3 separate regions of the Homo sapiens genome follow, and all the other regions are linked to region 3. Evidence: chromatin loops called from intact Hi-C (ENCODE). Cell type or tissue: ovary. All regions are shown on one strand.

The links. Peaks named below come from ENCODE experiments on the same cell type or tissue, not always from the same donor. Only the 100,000 strongest peaks of a DNase experiment are listed, where the experiment ranks them.
Region 1: it touches region 3 in a loop (6-fold over the local background); 16 of 110 quality-filtered maps call a loop at or near these places.
Region 2: it touches region 3 in a loop (7-fold over the local background); 98 of 110 quality-filtered maps call a loop at or near these places.

What each region holds. Positions count from the first base shown.
Region 1 is chr16:84,735,076-84,743,075 of GRCh38, forward strand. It overlaps USP10 (ubiquitin specific peptidase 10), which reads left to right. Exons shown (of 14, transcript NM_005153.3): 3 at 5,234-5,294. Among named protein-coding and RNA genes, the nearest start is that of USP10, 39 kb to the left of the region's middle. RefSeq lists enhancers at 356-1,321, 1,322-2,287, 3,617-3,666 and a silencer at 4,628-4,922. In ovary, a CTCF peak has its summit at 3,582 (motif pointing left); DNase peaks (open chromatin) are centred at 3,566 and 4,798.
Region 2 is chr16:84,721,302-84,729,301 of GRCh38, forward strand. All of the region lies in intron 1 of USP10 (ubiquitin specific peptidase 10), which reads left to right. LOC124903737 (a long non-coding RNA gene) reads right to left here. Exons shown (of 3, transcript XR_007065154.1): 3 at 6,180-7,753. Among named protein-coding and RNA genes, the nearest start is that of USP10, 25 kb to the left of the region's middle. RefSeq lists enhancers at 4,762-5,056, 5,181-5,230, 5,456-5,956. In ovary, a CTCF peak has its summit at 4,907 (motif pointing left); DNase peaks (open chromatin) are centred at 3,903, 4,940 and 5,480.
Region 3 is chr16:84,508,230-84,516,229 of GRCh38, forward strand. LOC124903735 (a long non-coding RNA gene) reads left to right here and starts at 2,514. Exons shown (of 2, transcript XR_007065148.1): 1 at 2,514-3,493. RefSeq lists enhancers at 509-578, 1,269-2,068, 3,017-3,066, 3,157-3,216, 3,497-3,626 and 5 more. In ovary, a CTCF peak has its summit at 3,307 (motif pointing right); DNase peaks (open chromatin) are centred at 3,272 and 6,925.

The sequences.
Region 1 (8,000 bases), 230 kb after region 3:
GGAGTGCAGAGTGCAATCACAATTCACTGCAACTTTGACCCCCCGCCCCGCCTCAGGGGGGTTCTCATGCTTCAGCCCCTGAATAGCTGGGATTACAGGTGTGTGCTGCCAGGCCCGGGTGGTGTGTGTGTGTGTGTGTGTGTGTGTGTGTGTGTGTGTGTGGTGTGTGTGTTTTTAAGTAAGGGGATTTTGTATTTTTTCCCACATCACACTGATGTAACCATACGTTTTAGTTGCTACAGGTTTTCTCAAGTGTGTACACATGTGGATGGGTGGGTACCTGTTTGCAAGTGAGTAGACAAAAACTTGAGTTTTCATGTGATAGGAAAGTGAAAAGTGCACCGTATTTCAAGTCTGAAGGCCTGGGGTCGCTTCAGTTCTGCCACTTCCACAGGCTCGGAGGGTTTGGGCACGTTCTTTCCTTTTGGGCCTCCCATTTCTTTTCTCTTTCTTTTGTTTTTTAAATTGAAAAAATGCAGAATGCTTATTCACGTCACAGAAATGTTGGGAAATCAGCTAATGTATGGTCCGATAACTAGTGAGTAACAGATGTTAGTAGAAATGGATGAAAAGGGTACAGATGGTAAGTTATGCCAAACCTTTTATTCACAGAAGACGTGACTGTGTCTCATGAAAATGAGCTCAAGCTTCAGAACTCGTAGTGTGTGTGGGCTTATTTGGGCTTTTCTGTTTTTCTTATTTTTTAACATACGGTGAAGTTTGGAGGGGTATAAAAAGAGTTTATCAAAATCACAGTAACCTGCAAAAGGGAAATGCAGGCTAATTAACATAATCGGATGGAGTTGTTTTCCCCAATCTTCAGGAATCTGAATTATAATAGCACATGATTACACAGGAACTCACTTTCATGGGGCGGCATGTGGTTGGGCCTGTGGGTGTGTGAGTGGCGAGGGCGTGTCACTTGGACCTGTGGGTGTGTGAGTGGCGAGGGCGTGTCACTTGGACCTGTGGGTGTGTGAGTGGCGAGGGCGTGTCACTTGGACCTGTGGGTGTGTGAGTGGCGAGGGGAGGGCGTGTCACTTCTACAGCACAGTTTGGCCTTTTATCTCTCAGGTAACATAATTGCCGCTCAAACATGCAGTGTTTCTACCATGTGGCTGTGGCATGAGTTACAATCTAGTCGAATTTTTCATATGCTTTTTCTCCGTTGTTAGGAGCTTGATAAAATATTGTTTTCTCTACTTGGGGCCATGAATTGAAAAACCAAAATTAAGAAATGTGGGATGTTAAGATGAAAGAGCATTCTGCCTTCCTGCAGAAGCGCCTCCTGCCAGCGGAGGGCTGCTTTGTCTTTTAGTTTGCTTGCTTGGCAGCTTGCCACTGGCAAGATAAGGTGGCTAGTAATTTAGTGGCATCAGGAGAAACGAATTCAGGTGAAAGGTAGCTGGCATCTTTTCTAGAGTTGTGCTCCAGTGATTTAAAAATTATTTTCTCCAGTGGAAAAAATGCAGTCACCTTATTTAATAAGCATGTTTAAACCTCAGTCGTAATCCTGTTATTTATGTTCAGAAAGAAAGAGAAAATGCTCACCATTCTTTAGTTTCCAGAATCTCAGCTTTGGAAGTAGCACACATCCCAACCATGACTGAGTCAATAAGCCCCCGATGACATAGTGTTGGCAGTGGGCAGTGTGTGTGGTGTGGGTGTGTGTGGGTACTCATGGAGAGTAGAGAGTAGAGACAGTTCTTAATTTGGTGTGTTTTCTTTTTTGAGAGGGAGTCTCGCTCTCTCGCCCAGGCTGGACTGCAGGGGCGTGATCTCGGCTCACTGCAAGCTCCGCCTCCCGGGTTCACACCATTCTCCTGCCTCAGCCTCCCGAGTAGCTGGGACTACAGGCGTCCGCCACCTCGCCCGGCTAATTTTTTGTGGTTTTAGTAGAGGCGGGGTTTCACCGGGTTAGCCAGGATGGTCTTGATCTCCTGACCTCGTGGTCTGCCCGCCTCGGCTTCCCAAAGTGCTGGGATTACAGGCGTGAGCCACCACGCCCGGCCTAATTTGGTATCTTAATGGGATTTTAAAGGAGGGCTTTGTGGTTCAGGAGAGTCTTTGAGACGGAAAGCAGAACACACAGGTAGCCCAGAGGGAGACTTCAGAACATGACCTTCCTATAGCCACGGGCCCAGGTATCCTTTTCACAAGGCCGCAGCACTGTTTTCACACTGTGCGTTTAGCATAACTATTAATAGATGACAGTTTTTTCCCTTGCTCACTTTGCATTTGTCTAGGGAATTTTATGTCTTTGCTTTGATTTTTGAACTTTGTATTCTTACAAATAGTTATATAGTTAATGAGTGAACTTCGAACCATCCTGGCACTTTTATTCTGTTGTGTATTTAGATACCCAGTTACCACAGACTAAGTGCATCTGATGTGTGAGGGAGGTTTGCTGAATGAAAGGTGCTGTGTGCCTGTGGAATAAAACACACACATTTCCACAGTGCCACAACCCATCTGGCATTCCTGCAGGTGCGCTCTTTTATCAGCTTAGCAAATCAAAGTAAGTGTGTTGAGCATGCTTACTGAAGGTGGCAGTGTCATCTGGGAGTTTGCTGGTGGTCGTCTCACCAGATCCCTGCTGTGCCTCTTACTGGCAGTGTCACCTGCTGGCACTGTCACCTGGCTTCCTCATCTGAAGCTGGCAGTGTCGCCTGGCTTCCTCATCTGTCAGAGGGCCACAGTAACAGGACCTCCTCCCCAGAGTTGTTGAGGAGCAGGATGTGTGCCTGGCACACCCTGAGTGCCCAGTCAGTGCCACCTGGTGTCACTGGTCCAGCCTTTCCAGCCTCTCCACCCTCAGTCAGCGCCACCTGGCATTACCGGCCCCGCCTCTCCACTTGGCTTGTCCTCAGCGTCATCTGTGTATTTTTCCCGATTGCTGGGGTTTTCTTCTGCATGTTGTGGGAGTGGCTGGGAGTTGAGTGAGTGTTCACACCCCGTGGTTGAATGTTGAGGAAGGGGACAGCCGGAAGATGGTGAGCAGGGTTCTAACAGCTCTCTGCCTTGTGAAGTGGATGGGTGAAGAGGTCCCTTCTCTGAATTGTGCGTCTTCCCAGCCTGCTGCAGTCTCTCGGGTCTGGAGGTTTCCTTCAGCATTCTCTCTTCCCCGAGCAGAACAGAATACTGGGAAGTGTGAAGAGAACATTGATATAATAGTGATGAAACTGTTTTGACTCAGAAAAAGATGATTTCTTGATGTTACAATAAATTTTGTGTAAAAATAGAGTGATTCAAAACACTTTTCATGCCTCAAAATAACACAGCTTTCTGTCACCAGGGGGCATCCTAGTGTCATTAACAGAAAAAGAGGGCATTCTATGTATCAGTTTCTAAACTGTCTTCTTTGACCACAGAGGGTTTTGAACGAGATGGAGGCTTCCTGAGACACACATGGCCGCTGTGTCCACTGCCCTTATAGACCCACCTCTCTGCTCCAGGTGCCTGCCAGCATCAATGCTGGTGTGTGGAATGGTCTTTGCCTTGCGGGTGCCAAGGCTAGTGTAGCCCATCTCAGCATACAGAATGCTTTCTTCTGGGTGTCAACGTGATGCGTACTAGGTTGCCCCCTGGTGGTGGAGATAAGTGCAGCTGTCAACTCCTGAAGGTGTTGGCTTCTTTTGAATTGCCCTGTGTTTTCCTGTTTGTCATAATTCTCTGGGAAGAGAACTTACTGCGTTACTAGCAGAGAGAAGCTTTTATTGCTGTGATTATTGAATTGGTGTGCTGAGATCTCATTGGAGAACTCAGCTGAGGAAGCCAATCAAGCAGCAGCTCTCATACAGTATTGGGCATGAGACTTACCTAGGAGCCTCTGAACTTTGCGGCCCTAGGGCCGTTCCTGCACTGGCCTTTGTACTGCAGTGAACAGACTTTGGGAAGTGCTGCACCAGAATGTCTTTTTGTTCTTTTGTTCTGCCCTCAGGTAGCAGTTTATCTCTCTGCTTACCTTACCCCTTTTCTTCCTAAACCTTTTTTTTTTTTTTGAGACAGAGTCTTGTGCTGTTGCCCAGGCTGGAGTGCAGTGGCACTATCTCGGCTCACTGCAAGCTCCGCCTCCCGGGTTCACGCCATTCTCCTGCCTCAGCCTCCTGAGTAGCTGGGACTACAGGCACCCACCACCATGCCCGGCTAATTTTTTGTATTTTTTAGTAGAGACAGGGTTTGTTTTTTTTTTGTTTTGTTTTGTTTTGGTTTTTGAGACAAAGTCTTGCTCTATTGCCCAGGCTGGAGTGCAGTGGCGCGATCTCGGCTCACTGCAACCTCCATCCCCCAGGTTCAAACGATTCTCCTGCCTTAGCCTCCCAAGTAGCTGGGATTACAGGTGCCTGCCACCACGCCCAGCTGATTTTTTGTATTTTTAGTAGAGATGGGGTTTCACCATGTTGGCCAGACTGGTCTAGAACTCCTGACCTCAAGTGATTCACCCACCTCAGCCTCCCTCATTGCTGGGATTACAGGCATGAGCCACCATGCCCTGCCCCTTCCTAAACTTTCTTACACCCAATGTGTCCATTGGAAGCATTTCCAACTCTTAAATAAATGTTATGGAATAGCTAGGAAGAAGAAAAATTTAAGTTATTTTTGAGATAACCTTTCAGCTTTTTACAAAGAAGTCAGACAGTTCCCATTCTGCTTTCTGTCTGCCAAACAAGGAATGTGACTTCTAGCTGTTAATGTAGTTAATTAAGGCACTGTGTTAAAAAGGGAGCTGCAGTCACCAGGCTTTTTGTTTATAGTGCGCTTTCCTCTGCTCTCCGACCATGGACCTGGTCCCAGCCTCTACTGGCTGTGTTGCAATGTAGTGATCGTGAATAAGAGGTGCAGTCAGGAAGAGTCATCTTCGCTAGTGCACAAACAAAAGTGTCTGTGGTCTGGATGGTCAGTCACTGACATCCTGTGGAAAGAAGGATGTATCATAAGCATTTCATTGTAGCTGATTTACATGTCCATTGGAGTTCATTTTTATTCCTTTTGGCTTCATTTTCGGATCTGTTTAATAGTGATAAATATTTGAAAGCATTTCTATTGTGTTTTTTTCGTTAAATGAAGATGATTTAGATTGCACTGACTCTTCATGTATGTTATTCTGCTAGAAGTAACGGCATGCAAAGTTGTATGGATTAAGAGTTTTAATGAATTGTTGCCTTAATTAAATGGTAAGCGTTGGTTTTAACATTTTGTTGAATTAAAATTTGTTTTCTGATTCCTTGTGCAGCTTCCTCCATACAGTGGAACAGTTCTGTGTGGCACACAGGCTGTGGATAAACTACCTGATGGTAAGCTAGTTCTCTCCTTATTTCCCTGAAGGGAATTTGGCCATACGTGCTGGGTGGGCAGGCTACCTGTAAACATTGTTTCCCATTTGAATAAACATTTCTTTGTAGCTTGAAGTTTTTGCTGTAAACTGTAATGTATTTAATTGCTGAATCACTTTGACTAGTGAATTGGTTTTAAAGCGTATCCTGTGCTTCGGAGTGCCAGCCATGTAAGATTTAGTTTAGGAAATGGTTGTTGAGTTCTTTTTTTCCTAACAGTTCTGAGTGCAACAGGTATGTTACTCTTCATCAGCACATGCTGGAGTTGAAGCGAACTTTGGGTCTTGTTGCTAAGCAGCCTGCTGGCTCCAGCGCCAGCTAGCTTCTGAGCCTGTGTTCTTTGTAAACTAAGGGGCAGCTGGCATCTGTTGTTCTTGCAGTTCACATTCATGTCCTGGTCTGTCGCTGACTCTTGGGAACTCAGGTCAACTCTTCACCTCCTGGTCTGTTACTTTTTTGGGTCTCCATCACAGGCACTAAGCTGATTGCCAGAGATGGTGCTTATGGAGATGCAATGATTTTGTATTGCTTAAGTACCCAGCGTTGGAATACCAACAAGGTTGTTTAATTATTGATTGCAGGCTGCCCTTGCACAATTCAAACTTGTCGAGATCATTTTTCAATCTGAATCACTTTAAAGGCCCTTACTGGCCTCCAGGAAACTGATGCCAAACTTTTTCTTTGAGAGTTAGAGGTTTGGATTCCCTGTTCAGTTAGCATGGTCAGACTTATGAAAGGGGTTTTAATTACAATTTAGGCTTCAATAGAAGCCTTGAAAAGACTAACCAAACGTTTTATCTCCAGTAACATCAGGGAGTGATTATATCTAAAATTTTAGATTTATAAGAAATGTGGGAGACCATAAGGGAAAGAGCAGATCTAACAATAGCTTAGGACAAGTAATAAAATGAATGAAGCTTGAGGGACCGGGAAGCCGGGCTGCTCAGCCTCCTGAGCCACCTTTTAATTGGCTGATGTCAACCTCTCAGACATCTGAGTCAGTGGGACTTCCTCTGTCACTGTGTGCTTTGCACGTGGTGAGCATGCTGCTCATGTTGAACCAGTGCTTACAAATGCCCCATGATGTTCCCATGCACATCACTTCTTTGAGTTCACCCTCCTCCCTGTGCAGTGGGCACCACCAGCTCCCCCAGCCTCTGGAGTTCTGCTTCCCCCTCCCTCCTTCCAGCCTGCCTGCCCTTTTCAGTGACTGCTTCTTGGCCCTTTTTCTCCATTCTTTACTCTGTTCCCTCTAAGTCCTGCCTTTTTTCTGCCAAAAACACGACTGGAATCTTGCCACCAGTTTGCACAGTTAGTGACAGGCCTGCTTTTCTCTGCAGCCTTTCTGGGTATCTTGTGTTTCCATGACATTAGTTTCTCTTCCAGTGCCTGTTCGACTGTACAGAGCCTGTGGGCACTGTCATGGACCTGCCTCTCTTTCCAGCCTGCTCAGCTGCTGATGGCAGGATCCATTTCTCTGTGTCTGTCACTGCGCCTGTAGTATCTGGAATGTTGTAAGCCCTCAGTACATTTGTTGGATGAATGGTTTAGGATGCTTTATTCTGCTCCCTCCCACTACCTCCAGCTGCAGCAAGCCCTTTGCAGAGGCACCTCATCGTGGCTTCCCTTTTAGATCTCGGCCTTTTCTATTTTTGTGTTTTTTAATTTTTTTATATTTTAATTTTTGTAGGTACATAATAGGTGTATATATGTATGGGGTACATGAGATATTTTCATACAGGCATACAACAAGTAATAATCACATCAAGGTGAATGGTTGTCCTTCACCTCAAGCACTGCCTGTTTTAGATGTTCCTAAAGCTTGAGATACCACTCCTTCACCCTGCCCTTAGCAATTCAGTGATCCATCAAGTTCCACTGACCTCTCTAGTTTCTGATAGAAGTTGATCACTGTTTCCTGCATCCAGAAGAATCCTTTTTCTAAAGCTATTCACAGCTTTCTCTCCCCTCCCTCCATGTTTTCATTCTCAGTTGTTTGTATTTGTCTCCCTAATAAATGTGAACTCTCTGAGCAGGGCCCTTGTGTCACTAATCTCTGTATATTTCCCTCCCTCGCCCCCTGCCTTGTAGTCCAGTCCTCTCTACTGCATGTACTGCAGTGAGCAGCCTTGGAGAAATGCTGTGTTAGGATTCGTGGTTTTAAGAGCCTCTGCCTGCATTACCTGAGTATTGAGTTTCCATCTTCCTAATGTATTGATTGGGTTGTTGAAGCCAAGCGTGCAGGCCGTCCTGCACTTCGTCTGCCTGGCACATTGGGCTCTGAGCTCTCTGCCATGCGGTGCAAGGCACATGGCGTCCATTGTGAGTGTTCCTCCATAAGAAGAGGAACTGTGCTGGCTAGGAATCTGCCTTCTAGTGAGATGATCAAACATGGTATTGAGTAAATGTTTGATACTAATTATAACATACTGAAATGGTTCTGTTCACGTTACATCACATTCTAGAATGTTTTATGTTCTGATAAGATTGAGAATTGAGATGTGTACAGCACATCTGTGTCTTAGAAATAATCAGTCTTGCATAAGCTGAATGACACAACACGTTCTAGTTTCTAATGTGATTTCACAGCCTTCAAAGGGCAGGCTCCACATGGAGCCTTCCGCCCCAGGCACACCCGTTTCAATCTGGGGAGCCTTGACGGCCCCA
Region 2 (8,000 bases), 210 kb after region 3:
AGAATTCTTCTTCCGTAGATGAGAGATTAACAAATAGAGCGTACTGAGGAATTATTCTTCTGTAAATGAAAGATTACAACTGTGGCCATTGGTCTTCAAGAGCTTTGATTATGGTACTGCTTCATCTGCTTTACATAGATTGTGCATAACAATTTTTAAAAAGTCAACCTTATTGAAGTATAATTTAATACAATAAATGTACCCATTTTAAGTTTGCAGTTCGAGGTTTTTTGTCTTTGTTTTTCAGACGAGGTCTTGCTCTGTCTCCCAGGCTGGAGTGCAGTGGTGTGATCATAGCTCACTGCAGCCTTGACCTCCTGGGTTCAAGCCATCCTCCTGCCTCAGCCCTCCCAAGTAACTGGGACTACAGGCATGTGCCACCAAGTCTGGCTTTGTTTTGTTTTGTTTTGTTTTAGAGATTGAGTCTTGCTCTGTTGCCAGGCTGGAGTGCAGTGGCGCGATCACAGCTCACTGCAACCTCCGCCTCCCGGGTTCAAGCAATTCTCCTGCCTCAGCCTCTCGAGTAGCTGGGACTACAGGCACACGCCGCCACACCTGGCTAATTTTTTGTGTTTTCATAGAGACAGGGTTTCACCGTGTTGCCTAGGCTGATCTTGAACTCCTCTCAAGTGATCCTCTCACCTTGGCCTCCCAAAGTGCTGGAATTACAGGCTGGGAGCCATCACGCCCAGCCCAGTTTGAGTTTTGACAGATGTATACACCAAAGTAGTAACTACTACCACACTCCATATATAGAACATTTCCATTGCTCAGAGAGTTTCTTCATGCCCCTTTGCCATGAATCCCCACCTTGTCCAGGCAGCTAGTGGTCTGCTTCTGTCACTATAGGCTAAGAAAGTTTGCCTTTTCTAGAATTACATTGGCCCAGAATTACACAAACTGTACTCTTTTGTTTGGTTACCTTCACCTGACCCAACTATTTAGATTTAGCCATGTTGAGTGTTGAGTTCCAGCCTTTTCAGTACTGGGTAGTATTCCTTTGTGGATGTCCCACAGTTTGCTTGTCTCTTTCCTCTTGATAGACATTTTTGTTGTTCCCACTGTTTGAATCTGCTGTTCACATTCATGTACAAGTGTCTGTGTGGACATAGGTTTTCATTTCTTGTGGGTAAAATGTGGTAAGCGTATATTCTATTCTGTAAGAAACTGCAAGGCTTTTTCAAAGCGGCCATGCCGTTTTCTATCTGCACCAGCAGTGTATGAGAATGCTTCTTCTCTGTCCTCACCAACATTTGATATTGTCAGTCTTCTTTTTTTGAGACAGAGTCTCACTCTGTCTCCCAGGCTGGAGTGCAGTGGTGTGATCTTGGCTCACTGAAACCTTCACCTCCCAGGTTTAAGCAGTTCTCCTGCTAGCCTCCCGAGTAGCTGGGATTACAGGCAGACTCCCCCACGCCCAGCTAATTTTTGTATTTTTAGTAGAGATGGAGTTTCACCATGTTGGCCAGTCTCGAACTCCCTAACCTCAAGTGATTTGTCCGCCTCGGCCTCCCAAAGTGCTGGGATTACAGGTGTGAGCCACTGCGTCCGGCTCAGTCGTCTTAATTTTATAGTACATCAATTTAAATGATAATTTTTTGTCCCTAGGAACATGAGTTCCTGTCATTGACAGCAAAGTGAAACTGAGTACAAATAGGTGGTTCTTAGTGAAATGTGCCCAGAAAGACAGTTTGAGCAGAAAGGAGGGACCAAGAAATACAGGATGCATGCCTGCTTCACACTGGAAACCGGTGGTCTTATTTGAGGGTCAAAGATGGGGGGTGGGGAATAAAGTCGATTTTAAAAGGATTGACCGGCTCCGATACCTTCTGATCACATCCAGGGTTTTTTTTTTTTTGGCCTTTTTTCCCCCTTATACACTTAAGATTTTGAAAAGTGGTTTCTCTTTAGCTTGGGAAATGGATCACATGGTAATTGTTAATGATTTTTCTTTAGGTCAAAATAGGTGTTCCTTTAAAGTGTTCTGTGAAGCTTAATTCACTTACGTTGAATAAGTCTTATATTTTAAAATATAAGTTTAAGTGTTATACTTTAAAAATAAGTGTTATTTCTTGATTGTATTTATTTGAAGATTATATTTGAGAATGAAAGATGTACTCCTAGCTGGAACATCTCTGGTGATAATAAAAACATGAGAATAAAAACCATTCAGAGTGATCAAGTTAAGACTGTCAGCCCACTGACGCCTGGGAAGTCACAATGATTGCTATGTAGTTTGGAGAAATTATTCCTTATCCTTAGATAAGCTTTTTATTTGTGTGGGTTTTTTCATCTTCCTCTTCCTGAATTCATTTGTTCAACAAAGCTATTTTGAGCACCTACTCTATGCCAAGTCTACTGCATTAACTTCTGGCTAAACAAAGATGGATCTAACTCGATTCTTGTACTTTAAAGAAATCAGCTTTATGGAGGTATAACGTATGTGCGGTGAATTTCACCCATTTAAAGTGTATATTTCCATGAATTTTAACAGATGTATTCATTTGTGTAATCACCTCCACAATCAAGACACCAGTTCTGTCATTCCCCAGAATGACATTGAGCCCCCTTGCAGCCTCTTCTTTTGTTCGTCCTTGGCCCCAGCAAAGATAGAACTGCTTCTGTTACAGTTTCTTTTTTATTGGTTTCATCTTCCATTTCTTTTTTTCTTAAGGTCAGCACCAAGGTGATTGTAATGAATATGAAAGTTGGTGGAATCTTGAACTTCTACTAGGGCTATCCCAGATAAAGTTGACTGAATTTACTCCCTAATTTATCTGCTGTGTTTCATACAATAGCAATTTTACACAGGAAGTTATTCAATAATGAGGGCTATCTATATTACCTTGCTATTTAGTACTAGTTAAGAGCAAAGCGAGTTAAAATTTAATGGCCATTTTGTAATACAGTTCTAATATAGACACAGGACTGGAAAGTTGGTAAAAGTGGGTTTCTGTTAAGTGAATCATGTTTTCTAATTTGGAGATTCAATCTGAATTCAATCTAAAATTTCTGAAGGAAATTTTAGCTCGGAATCTCCATGAAAGCACTTAATATACAGCCAACCTGTTAAAAACCATACTTTGAGAGGTAAAATGATTACTTTTTGATAGCACTTTAATAGTAGAAATAGAATATACAAACAGGGAAGTAGACACTCAATTGCAGTACTTTGACATTTGAGTTTCAAGGAGAGAGGCTGCCTGTGAGAGTGACTTTGTGATAGTTTGTCTACTTTGTTCGCTTCTCAGGACCTCTTTGCCCCAAGAAAGTAAAGCAAAATTTTGCTATAGCCCTATTAGTGAGGGAACAAAACTTCTCTTCCTCCTTCTTCCTTTGTCTGCTTCTGCCATTTGTAACACTTAGTTCAGCTTGCAGTTGGCTTGCACTGTAATAAAACTGTAAATGTCACCATGCCCTGACCCCTGTGTGTGTTGTGTTCAAAGTTTTACTCTCGTAGTCTCGCATAGTTGAGTGTGGATTGTTGATGCTCAGTGCATATTGTTAAATTGGCGAACTTCCTGGTGTGCATTCACTAGTTGATGATAGTGTCATCTCCAGATGTCCTCAGAACCACCCACACCACCTTCTGAAGTTGAAAGCACACAATGATTGTTCAGTAGATATCAGCTAGCACCCATAACTTACTGGGCTTTGATTCATAAAGCCTAGTAAAGAAATTAAAATTTTTATTTTGATATAAGTACTGACCTTTTTTAAAACTTTATTGAGATATAATTCACATGCTGTGGAGTTTGTGTATTTGAATAAATATGCATTTCAGTGGTTTTTAGTGTATTCACAAAGTTTTGCAGCTAACACCGTAGTCCATTTTAGAACATTTCATCATCCCCAAAAGAAAGCTCATGTTCATTAGCAGTCACCGCCTCCCGCTCCCCCATTCTCCTCTCCTCCCAGCCCTTGGCAACCATGATCTTTCTGTGTCTGGTAATTTGCCTATTCTTGGCATTTCATATGAATGGAAGAAACAATTTATGGCTCTTTGTGTGTGGCTTTAACTTAGTATAATGTTTTCAAAGTCATCCTGTTGTAGCATGCATTAGTCTGATGACATTTTCTTTTTCTTTTTCTCTTTCTTTTCTTTTTTCTTTTTTGAGACGGAGTTTTGCTCTTGTTACCCGGGCTGGAGTGCAAATGGCACGATTTCCGCTCACTGCAACCTCTGCCTGCTGGGTTCAAGCAATTCTCCTGCCTCAGCCTCCTGAGTAGCTGAGATTAGAGGCGCCTGCCACCATGCCCGGCTAATTTTTTTTTGTGTTTTTAGTAGAGACAGGGTTTCACCATGTTGGCAGTCTGTTCTCTGACTCCTGACCTCAGGTGATCCACCCGCCTCGGCCCCCCAGAGTGCTGGGATTACAGGTGTGAGCCACCGTGCCCGGCCTGTCTGACGACATTTTCAAACCCGTGTTTCTTAATCCTTTTTAGATCCAAGAGATCCTTTTGGAGATGGGAAGAATTTTAGAAGTTGTCTGGTCCAACATACCTTCATTTTGTAGATGAGATTAAGGCTTTAATCATGCCAAACAGTCTATTGCTCTTTTCATGTTTCCCCAAATTGAGCTTATTTGGATCAGGAGAAGAGGGAGAATACTTTATACTTCTCAGCTTCTTGTGTATTTGACTGTGACCTGGTTATACCATTTGCCACTGTGAGGCTTAGCTGTGCATCTGTGAATGGGAGATTGTTCTTAGAGATTGGTCATAGTTGTCCACCTGCCTCGGAAACTGCAGGTACAAATGCAGCAGCAAAGTATTTACATTCTTACTTCAGGGCTGATCTCCTATTTCTATCAGTCCTTTTGAAGGCAGAGAATGTTAATTTGGAACAACCTGCATATTTATTCAAATTTCCAGAGAGATGAAACTTTCAGAATGCTGTGCTGCAGCGCCCCCTAGTGCCGTGCTGTACTGATAGTCCCCAGCGTCTCCTGAAGCCGAAAGTGGCGTTTCCCGCAGTTCCGGCGGGAGAGCTGTAGCCAGCAGGTTGTGCAAGTGAACATTAGACATCTTTTCTCCTTCTCGCCTTCCTTGGGCTGAGATGGAGGAATGTGTCTTTATTGCTGAGGGCAAGGTCTTTGTTTTTCCTTTAGCAGGAACACTGGTTTTCCCACTTCGTCTAAACCTTTGCCCAGGGTTTCTCAACTCAGGCCCCCTGAGGGCCGTAGTGGCCTCCACACACCTCCAGAAGGTAAACTGAGCCAGCTTAGCCAACAGGCTATGCTTCAGGGAGGAAGGTGTCTTTTGTTCCCATCCCTGCTGTGGTGTGGGCTTGCCCCCCTTTTCTCGAAGTGTTTCTTGTATATTTTTTTCCACATCCTCTTGAGAAAGGATCAGAAAGTAAAGATGTGAACAGTGAGAGTTTTGAAAGCCCGGGATGGAGGCCGGATGGGATATGAGGGGAAGTGGTGGAGGGGAATAAATAGCTTCTCTAGTTCACAGTCTTACTTCCCCTAAAAAGGGGAAGAAATGCCTGAAGCCCTTGTACTTTGCTCCCCCGAATCGCAGGCATTTCTGTGCCGTCCCGCCCCTGGGCATTTCCTATGCAACCACAGGACGCGGGAAAGGAGCGTTTGTTACTGCTTTCTGATACCTCCTTTTGACCCCAGTGTTCTGACTCTGGCAGAGTTGCTGAAACCTTAGGGGGCTTCCCAGTCTTTCCTGATGGTATTTGGTGTAGCTGTGGGAAGGGCAGAGTTAGCCGCAGCAGTGTCACAGTTTCTGTGGTGTGGCATGGCTGACAGGGCCTCCAGGTACCTGCTTTTATTTTAATGACAGCCACCAATATGTCCTAAGCTCTGCACTTTCTTTGAAATTACAAGAAACGATGAACTTACTCGTGCTTTTTAGTCTCCCGTGTGAACTGAATTGTTCTGTATTTTATCTTGCTCTGTTATGGGCAAAACTAATTCATGTCATCAGTGGCATTTCCCTCTTCACTAGGTTGTAAATCCTGTGAAGTCAGACACAGCGTTATTTTCATCTTTATTTTACCCAAACACCTACAATTTTCCCCCCTCATGTGACAGCCTTTGAAATAAGTTAATCTTCCAGAGGAGAGAAAACACTAAACAGTCAAACATAAGGAGAGGGTAAAGGTTTTCCTCATAACCTCACAATTTTCAGTGTTAGCTTTAAAAAAACAAACAAACAAACAAACAAACAAACAAAAACTCTTTATTTGCAAATAGTTTGAAACTTGAAAAGTTGCGGAAAGAAAAATAGTACAAAGAATCCCCAGATGGTCCTTTACCCAGATCCACCTGTTGTTAAGATTAAATCCATTTGCTTAATCATTTGTGTGTGCTGGAATTCTCTGTCTGCAAATACACACTCATACGGATACACATACAGACACACAGACATGGGCTAACAAATGCAAATATACAGACATACAATATTTTTCCAAACCCTTTGAGATTTCAGGGAAGATTACATACACTGTAGCCACTTAATCCTAAATTCTTGAATGTGTATTTCCTAAGAATAGGCATATTCTCTTAAATAACCACAGTAATACGTTACCACTTTCACAAATTTACATTGATGCAGTACTTTTTTCTAACCTGTCCATATTCTAATTTTGGGAGTTGACCATATAATGTCCTTTCTAGAATTTTCCCTTCCAGCACAGGATCCAGTCTAGGGTCAGGAAATGTATTTAGTTATCATGTCTCTAGCTTTTTGTAGTCTGGAAGTTTCCCACAGCCTTTCAGGATATTGACTTTTTTGAACAGCAGTTTCTCCTCCCCTCTTTTGATAACATTCCTCATTTTACCAAACACCTAAAATAACATTTGATTGGAAGTTAGGAAGGCTTTTGGAGAAGGAGATGGTGAAACCAGAACATTTTAATAGCAGTTGGCTGTCCTGAATTTCTGTGATAAACTTTTTGGTGTCACAAACATGCCTTGCTTCAACATTTAGTCAGATATCATTTTAGTTAAATAATTGTCACTCACTGGTATTTGCTATAAATATATTGAATAAATTGAATAAATAATTGAAATATATTGAATAAATATTTGGCCTTTTTTACTTTTTTTTTTTCTCGCTGTTGCCCAGGCTGGAGTTCAGTGGTGCGATCTCGGCTCACTGCAACCTCTGCCTCCCCGGTTCAAGCGATTCCCCTGCCTCAGCCTCCCGGGTAGCTGGGACTACAAGCATGTGCCACCACGCCCGGCTAATTTTTGTATTTTTAATAGAGACGGGGTTTAGCCAGGATGGTCTCAATCTCCTGACCTCGTGATCCGCCTGCCTCGGCCTCCCAAAGTGCTGGGATTACAGGCGTGAGCCACCGTGTCCGGCCTCCTTTTGTAGTTTTATCAAAATTATAATTTATGTCCGTCCACTCACTGGTATTTGCTACTGAATAAGTATTTGGCCATTTTCCCTTTTTGTAGTTTTATCAGCATATGCAAAAATTACCTTTTTTCCTCCCAATAAAGTTGTCATATTCTGTTTTATAAGCAGCACCTCTTCTTTTTTCTTTTTTTTGAGACGGAGTCTTCCTCTGTCATTCAGGCTGGAGTGTAGTGGCACCATCTTGGCTCACTGCAGCCTCCGCCTTCCAGGTTCACGTAATTCTTCTGCATCAGCCTCCCAAGTAGCTGGGATTACAGGCACCCACCACCATGCCTGGCTAATTTTTGTATTTTTAGTGGAGGTGGATTTCACCATTTTGGCTGGGCTGGTCTTGAACTCCTGAAGTCAAGTGATCTGCTCGCCTCGGCTTCTGGAAGTGACGAGATTACAAGCGTGAGCCACCGTGTCTGGCCAAGCAACACTTTGTCTTTTGGAATAGTGTTGATAATAAATGCTTCTTCATTGTAGTGCTTTGAATGATGCATATGATTTTGTTAAATACAAAAATGATGTCTTAACCTTCACATTTGTATGGATTATTTTATCACATCATTCATAATCCATGTTTGAATGGTTACCATGCCAGCTTACTTTGCCAAGAAAGAAATATTTATCGT
Region 3 (8,000 bases):
AAAAGATAAAAGCCCATCTGAAGAATGGATAGACAAGATATGGTATATCCACACAATGGAATAATATTTGGCAATTTAAAAAAAAGGAATGAACCACTGACACATTACAACGTGGATAATCCTTGAAAATCTGATGTTATGGCCAGGCGCAGTGGCTCATGCCTGTAATCGCAGCACTTTGGGAGGCCGAGGTAGGTGGATCACCTACCTCGGTGGATCACCTGAGCTCAGGAGTTTCAGACCAGCCTGGCCAACATGGTGAAACCCTGTCTCTACTAAAAATACAAAAATTAGTCGGGCATGGTGGTGGGCGCCTGTAATTTTAGCTACTCAAGAGGCTGAGACGTGAGAATTGCTTGAATCCAGGAGGCAGAGGTTGCAGTGAGCCAAGATCGCGCACTGCACTACAGCCTGGGTGACAGAGTAAGACTTTGCCTCAAAAAAAAAAAAAAAAAAAAACTGTGGTTACGTGAAAGCAGCCAGACACAAAGGACCACATATTGTAGCTTTGATGTAAAATGTTCAGAAAAGACAAATTTAGAGACAGAAAGTAGATTGCGGTTGCCAGTGCTGGAGCGTTAGGAATGAGGAGTGACTGCTAATAATGGCTCTGGGGTCTCCTTCAGGGGTAATAAAAATATTTTGGGACTAAACAGAGGCAATAGTACAGCAATTGTGAACGTATTATCCTCAATGTCATGGAATTATACACTTCAATATGCTTAATTTTATGCGATGGGAGTGATACTAAGATTTTTCTTTTTTTTTTTTTTTTTTCAAGGAAAGTGCACAATCTTTTGAGGCCTCACACAGATGGTGGTGTGAAAGGGTCAAGGCTGTGGAGGCCTGCTAGAGGGCCGAGTTCCATTTCCCCTTAGAGTGAGTGCAGGGTCAGCCTCTCAGGGCTCGGGGGCTTCAGTGGCCCTGCCTCGGAGAGCTCCAGCCAATGGCCATGTCACGCGTGAGGCAGCTGAGGGGCCAGGGCAGCAGAGCAAGGTCTGTTGCCAGGAACTGACTGCCCTGCCTCCCAGCAGCAGGTCAGAGGTGGGGCATCTGGGACAGGTGGCCACAGCAGCCTGGAGACATCGCAGAAGGAGACCTTCCGTAGAACACCAGGAGCCCAGCAGTGAGGGGCTACAGGACCAGGACCCAGGGTGAACCAGGACCCAGGGTGACCCAGGACCCAGGGTGAACCAGGACCCAGGGTGAACCAGGAGGGTGAAAGGCCAGGTACTGCCCAGCTAAGGGCTGCAGCAGGCACCGCCTGCTAGGAGAGTCGCAAAGGACATCCACACAAGTGACCACAAGCTCAAAGTCAACTTGAAACATGGGCCACAGATCGCCTGAAGCCAGCTTACCCCCTTGGGACACAGAACAGCCCCCAAAGACGTCCATGACCTAATCCCCAGAACCTGCGCATATGTTACCTGACACGGCAAGAGGGACTTCGCATATGCGACTGAGTTAAGGACTTTGAAATGAGGCGATTATCCTGGATTACCCAGGTGGGCCCCAGGCAATCACAGCAATCCTAATGGGGGAAGACAGGAGGCTCAGGGTTGGGAGGAGACCGCGATGGAAGTAGGGAAGCAGGTGGGGGCAGGAGGCACTGGACAGTGCCACGCTACCGCCCTGAAGATGGAAGAGGGAAGGGAATCTCCTCTAGAGCCTCCACAGAGGACACCATGCTGCTGACCCCTTGATTTTAGGCTTCTGATTGCGGGACTGTAAGAACACATTAACGTGTCTTCAGCCACTGAGTTTTTGGGTCATTTCTCATAGCACCAATGGGAAGCCAACATCTCACCCCACTGGGCAAGTGAAAACTTCCCGTGCCCTATCCCTCCTTCCGAGCCGGAAGGGGGTCACAAATCAGGCGGTCAGACACCAAAAATAAAAATATAGGTGGCCAGGTACAGTGGCTCACGCCTGTAATCCCAGCACTTTGGGAGGCCGAGGCGAGCAGATCACAATGTCAGGAGTTCGAAACCAGCCTGGCCAACATGGTGAAACCCTGTCTCTACTAAAAAACAAAAATTAGCCAGGGGCGGTGATGCACTCCTGTAATCCCAGCTACTCAGGAGGCTGAAAAAGGAGAATTGCTTGAACCCGGGAGGCAGAGTTTGCAGTGGGCCAAAATCACGCCACTGCACTCCAGCCTGAGTGACAGAGCCAGACTCCAACTCAAAAAAAAAAAAAAAAAAAATAGAGGATAGTGGCCAGGTGCAGTGGCTCCCAATGCTTTGGGAGACCAAGGCAGGAGGATTGCTTTAGTCCAGAAGTTCAAGACCAGTCTGGAGAACATATTGAGACCTTGTATCTTAGACAAAAATTAGCCTGGCATGGTGGTGCATGAATTTTAAATTCATGAATAGCCTGTGGCCCCAGCTACTTGGGAGGCTAAGATAGGAGGATCACTTGAGCCTACGAGGTCAAGGCTGCAGTGAGCTATGATCGTACCACTGTACTCCAGCCTCGGCAACAGAGTGAGATCCTGTCAAAAAAAAAAAAAAAAAAGCCCAGCTAAGTTTGAGTTTCAAATACTTTTTTTTTAGTAGAAAAAGACCCCAATATTGCATGAGATGTAATTATACTAAAAAAGTGTTCACTCTTTATCTGAAATGCAAACTTAGCTTGGCATCCTGTTATCTGGCAATCCTCATCAAAAACAGCAGCTACATGGAAGGAGGGTAGCAGGGAAGAGAAAAACCACAGTCCCTGCTGCCCCAGTAGGCTCTTGGGGGCATGGGGGAAAGCTAATGGTAAGTCAGCATCCACATTTTACTACCTGGGACCGAACATTTTAAATTCATGAATAGAGACTGCTTTTGATCTAAAGTGGTACCAGGAACTAATTCCCTAGGAATAGTCAAAAAAAAAAAAAAAAAATCACGGGAAAGGTCTGGGCTTTTCATAGCGTAGAAAGAAGGGACAAGAGGGCAGCCCTCTTCCCGCGTTCCCACTGAGCAGGTTTGAGGGGCAGCAGGAAACAAGGCTGACTGCATTGTGGCACCCCTCCAGGCTGCCTTGGACGAGTTAAGATGGGATCCGTCAGCTTGGTCCCTAACCCCAGGTAAAGATGGAACAGATGCTGGCTGTGACCAGGAGTCCTGAATTTGCCTTGCACCATTTCCCTCCACCGGACTGGGAGCCACTGCGGGGCAGGAAGCTGCCTTTTCCATTTCCCAAGACCGGAATCAATCACAGCGGCTCATCGCATCATGCATCCTCTGCAATGGTTCCTTCCTTTCCAGGGAGGTTGGTCACGGCCAATGCTGTCCTGTGTCCACCAGGTGGCGCTCGCGATCACCGCAAAACACATGGCTACCGTGATGGTTTTTAAATAAGAAATCTTACAATGGTTTTAGACATAAAGGACTGTTGAGAATATGATAGAGAGTTCGTGTGCGACCCGCACCCTGTTCCACTGCGCCTTAACATCTGACATGACTCTGGTCCATCTGTCACCATGAAGGAGCCAATTCATATATGAGTAAGTCACCTGCATTTTATTCACTCTTCCTTCGTGTTTGCCTAATGTCCTTTTCTACCCCAGGTCCCACGAGACATTTAGCCATCAGGTGTCCCCAGGCTGCTCCTGGCTCTCGCGGTTGCTCAGACTCTTTGTTTCTGATGCTCTTGACAATTTGAGGAGTCCTGGTCAGGGATTCAGTCAAGTGTCCCCCACTATTGTGATTTAGCTGATGGTCTCCTCGTGATTGGACGGGGGTATGGGTCTGGGAGACAGACCCCAGAGGTGAAGTGGCCCTTCTCGTCACATCGTTTCAAGGGCCAGAACTATCAGTGTGGCTCACGGCCGTCGATGTCGCCCTTGAGTACCTGGCTGAGGTGGCACCTGTCCGCCTCTCCTGCTATGAGGCTGCCCTTCCACTCCCCTTCTATTCTGTACTCTTGGATCATTTTTTGGCTTTTGGAAACCATTTCCTGAACGCTTGGCCATTGGAGCACTGAGTTCGGTTAGGACAGTGGAGGTAGGGGTGAGAATTGGGGGACAGGGTGCTGGTCACATGGTGTGAGAACAAAGTGGAAACTTACAACCAGGGGGAAGGGCCCAGCGGTTTTCAAAGTTAGGGCACCCAATAGTAACTTAGGGTTCTTGCCTCTTCCCACCTCTGAATTACCCAGGTAAAACTTAAGTCAGGATCCTTTCAGAGGTGATAGGAAATGTGATCTGAGAGGCCAAAATAGATGCCCCTGTATCAGCTAAGATGGACCATAAGGTTAAGGAAACAAAGTTACCTGTGGTTCCAGTGTTCAAGGTTCAGGGCCCAGCTGGCATGGGAAATTAATTAATTTTTTTCTTTTTTGAGACAGAGTCTCACTGTCATCCAGGCTGGAGTACAATGGCGTGCTCTCGGCTCACTGCAACCTCCGCCTCCCAGGTTCAAGCAATTCTCCCACCTCAAACTCCTGAGTAGCTGGGATTATAGGCATGCGCCACCACACCCAGCTAATTTTTGTATTTGTGGTAGAGACGGGGTTTCACAATGTTGGCCAGGCTGGTCTCAAACTCCTGACCTCGTGATCAGCCCGCCTCAGCCTCCCAAAGTCCTGGGTTTACAGGTGTGAGCCACCACACCTGGCCCAATTTATTTATTTGACACCCCGGCTGGAGTGCAGTGGCGCGATCTTGGCTCAGTGCAACCTCTGCCTCCTGGGCTGAAGCGATTCTCCCACCTCAGCCTCCCAAGAATCTGGGATTACAGGCATGTGCCACCATACCTGGCTAATTTTTATATTTTTTGTACAGACAGGGTTTCATCATGTTGCCCAGGCTAGTCTCGAACTCCTGACCTCACGTGATCTGCCCACCTCAGCTTCCCAAAGTGCTGGTATTACAGGCATGAGCCACTGCACCTGGCCTGGCATGGCAAATTTTAAAATCCCTATGGCGGCAAGAAAAAAAAAAACACATTTGCAAAACACCCTAATAATTGGAGCTATCAGGCAAATTATCCTAACTCTGATTTACAATCCCAACCGCTACAACTCTGACCGGACGAAGGAATGGACTTACATTCTTTTCCCATAAGTAATTACAGACCTTAAGCCTGTTTCGGCGGCTTACAGAAGCTACCCACAGACTGTGTGCCCTACAGTTCACCTTTTCACACAAAGAGCCAAGTTCCACCTCTCTTTAATGCTAACCTCACTCCAACGTGAACATGTGATATACGTTATATGTATGTCACATGTGTTTACCCACTGCCCATGCACTCGGCTCCCTTCATAAATATATATCACTTCCTCCCGAACCTGCTGAATATGTACAACTATTGTGGGCTACAGGCCCTGTTAGGCATAAAACCCAGCCTGTTCCTCCCCTCTTGGAAGAGGGGTTACCTTTGGCACACACTGGAGACCGTCTCTTCCAGTTTGCAAACTGATACCCCCGCCAAGCTCTCCTTTCTACCATTTAGCCACCCTGGCGGTCTTTCGGATAACAAGAAAAATCCAGGAAAAGGCAGCAAAGGAAAAGCAGCGTCCAAAAGGCTGAGGGAGACTGTCACCCTGTCCTCTAAGTGCCACCAAGACACAGAGCCTGAGCGCAGGGACGTCATGTGTATGTCCCTTGCACCTGGGCCTGGTCTGGCCCGCAGCCGGGGCTCAAGAAACAGCTGCTCACCGAGAGTGGTGGCTCACACCTGGAATCCCAGCACTTTGGGAGGCCAAGATGGGAGGATCACTTGAGCCCAGGATTTCAAGACCAGCCTGGGCAACACAGGGAGGTCCCTCAACCCTACAAAGAGTCAAAAATTAGCTGGGCGTGGTGGCCCACGTCTCTGGTCCCAGCTACTCGGGAGGCTGGGGAGGGAAGATTGCTTGAGCCTAGGATGTAGAGGCTAAAGCGAGTTGTGATTGTGTCACCACACTTCAGCCTGGGTGACAGAGCCAGTCAAAAAAAAAAAAAAAAGAAAGAAAGAAAGAAAAAGAAATGGCTACCGAATGAACAAATGGTCGGTTGGTTGCTCCTGCCCCACTCAGTTCCCCCAGGTAAAATGGATCCTGCCTCTCACCTACTTTAAAACCCTTCCACGACTGCCCACCACCCTAGGCTGCCCTCTCACTCAGCCCCCACCATCTGGGCCTGGTCTCTCCCCACATGCAGGGCCCAGCTCGACTCCTTCACCCCGACCTTTCCATGGTCCTCTCTCCCCACGCGCACGGCCCAGCTCAACTCCTTCACCCGGGCCTTTCCACTTTGCCTGGAACACGTGTCCCCATGTTCTTCCCTCCCTCATCCTTCAGGTGTCCCCAAGATCTTCCTGCCCACTCTCCACCCCACCTTGGCTTACGTGGCCCGCAGCCCAGAACTGGGATGAAAATAATGGGGGTGGAGGGAGGTGATGTTCTTTGACGACAGTACAGGCTTCAAGGACAGTGGAGAAGCCTGATCTGGGGGAGGATGGTGTGGGGAAAGACCCCGTGGGTGAGCCACGAGGCTAAGGAGGGGTCGTGGGGGAGGGTTATGCCCCATCCAAAAGCCCCACCAACTTAAATTCTGCAGCTGATTTCTGCCGCTGCTGTCTTGCCACTGCACAGGAACCCCAGGCTCAGAGCTCCTGTCACTTTATCTTGGGCACCAGGCACCCTGCAGAGGTAGCTTCATCCTGGGCCTCTCACAAAACGTTGCTTTTGCAGTAAGAGTCGCTGTGAGTTCAACCCACGGTTCTCACTGCGCTAAGGCTCTGTTTCTGCTTTTGTGGTACACAGGTCTTTTTCTTCTTCTAACACCATAAAAGGTGACAAAATCTCCTAGTTGCTGAAGTCCTCTGTGCACACACTCGGCTGGGGAGCCTTTGTGGCTTAGTGGAGCGAGGCTTGTGGGGCCGCCTGCTTACCTGGGTCCCTGCCTCTGCAGGGATTGCCTTATATGGTGAACAGGCCCAGTGACAACGTGCAGCCAGGGCTGGTGACGGAAGTCCTCAGTTTCGAAAGAGGCTTTGCACGGATCTTTACAGAAGGTCTGGCCTCCAAGCAGGCAGGCAGGCAGCAAGCCACCTTTCCAGAAGTCACCAGGCATCGAGGGCAACCAGGGAGTCGGTGCCCAGACTAAATGCAGACAGGTCATTCTGCTTCCTGCCCAGCAGTTCAAAGGAGAAGACATGGCCAGGAATGGACTGTTTCGCGGAGATGAACAGAGGGAGGCAGCAGGGCTTTCTAACACTAGGTACAACCAGATGAAGCTGCCGTTTGGGATTGTAAACATGATTAATACAGGTAGATGTGGTCCAGGCTCACAATCACCCGCCCATGGGCCAGGCCCATGCTAAGTGCCGAACACGCAGCATCCCACTTAACCCTGGCAGCCAGCACTCTGGGATAGGCACTGTCATTCTTCGCACTTAACAGATACACAAACTGAGGCTCCAAGCAGGACAGTAGCTTCTCTACCAGGCAACCGGTCCATGGCAGAGACAGTGCAGGCCTCCTGCAATCCCAGCTCAAGAAGGCTGTGCTGGGGCAGGGAGCAAGGGACATGGCTGTCTGACACTGTGGCCTCGGGCCACACCCGCTGCTTGAATGTCTCGGGTCCAAACCTAGATGTGCTATAAGCGTGAAAGACGCAGCAGTGTTCAAAGACTTGGTTGATTTTTTTAAATTTTAAAATCTCACATTTTAAACTACTATTTTATGGCCAGGAGCAGTGGCTCAAGCCTATAATCCCAGCACTTTGGGAGGCCAACGCAGGCAGATCACCCAAGGTCAGGAGTTCGAGACCAGCCTGGCCAACATGGCGAAATCCTGTCTCTACTAAAAATACAAAAATTAGCCAAGAGTGGTGGTGGGCATCTGTGGTCCCAGCTACTCTGGAGGCTGAGGCAGGAGAATCGCTTGAGCCCAAGAGGTTGAGGTTGCAGTGAGCCGAGACTGCACCACTGCACTCTAGCCTGGGCAACAGAGTAAGACTCCATCTCAAAAAAATAAACTACTATTTAGAAATAATTATAGATTCAACAGAAAGTTGCAAAGACAGT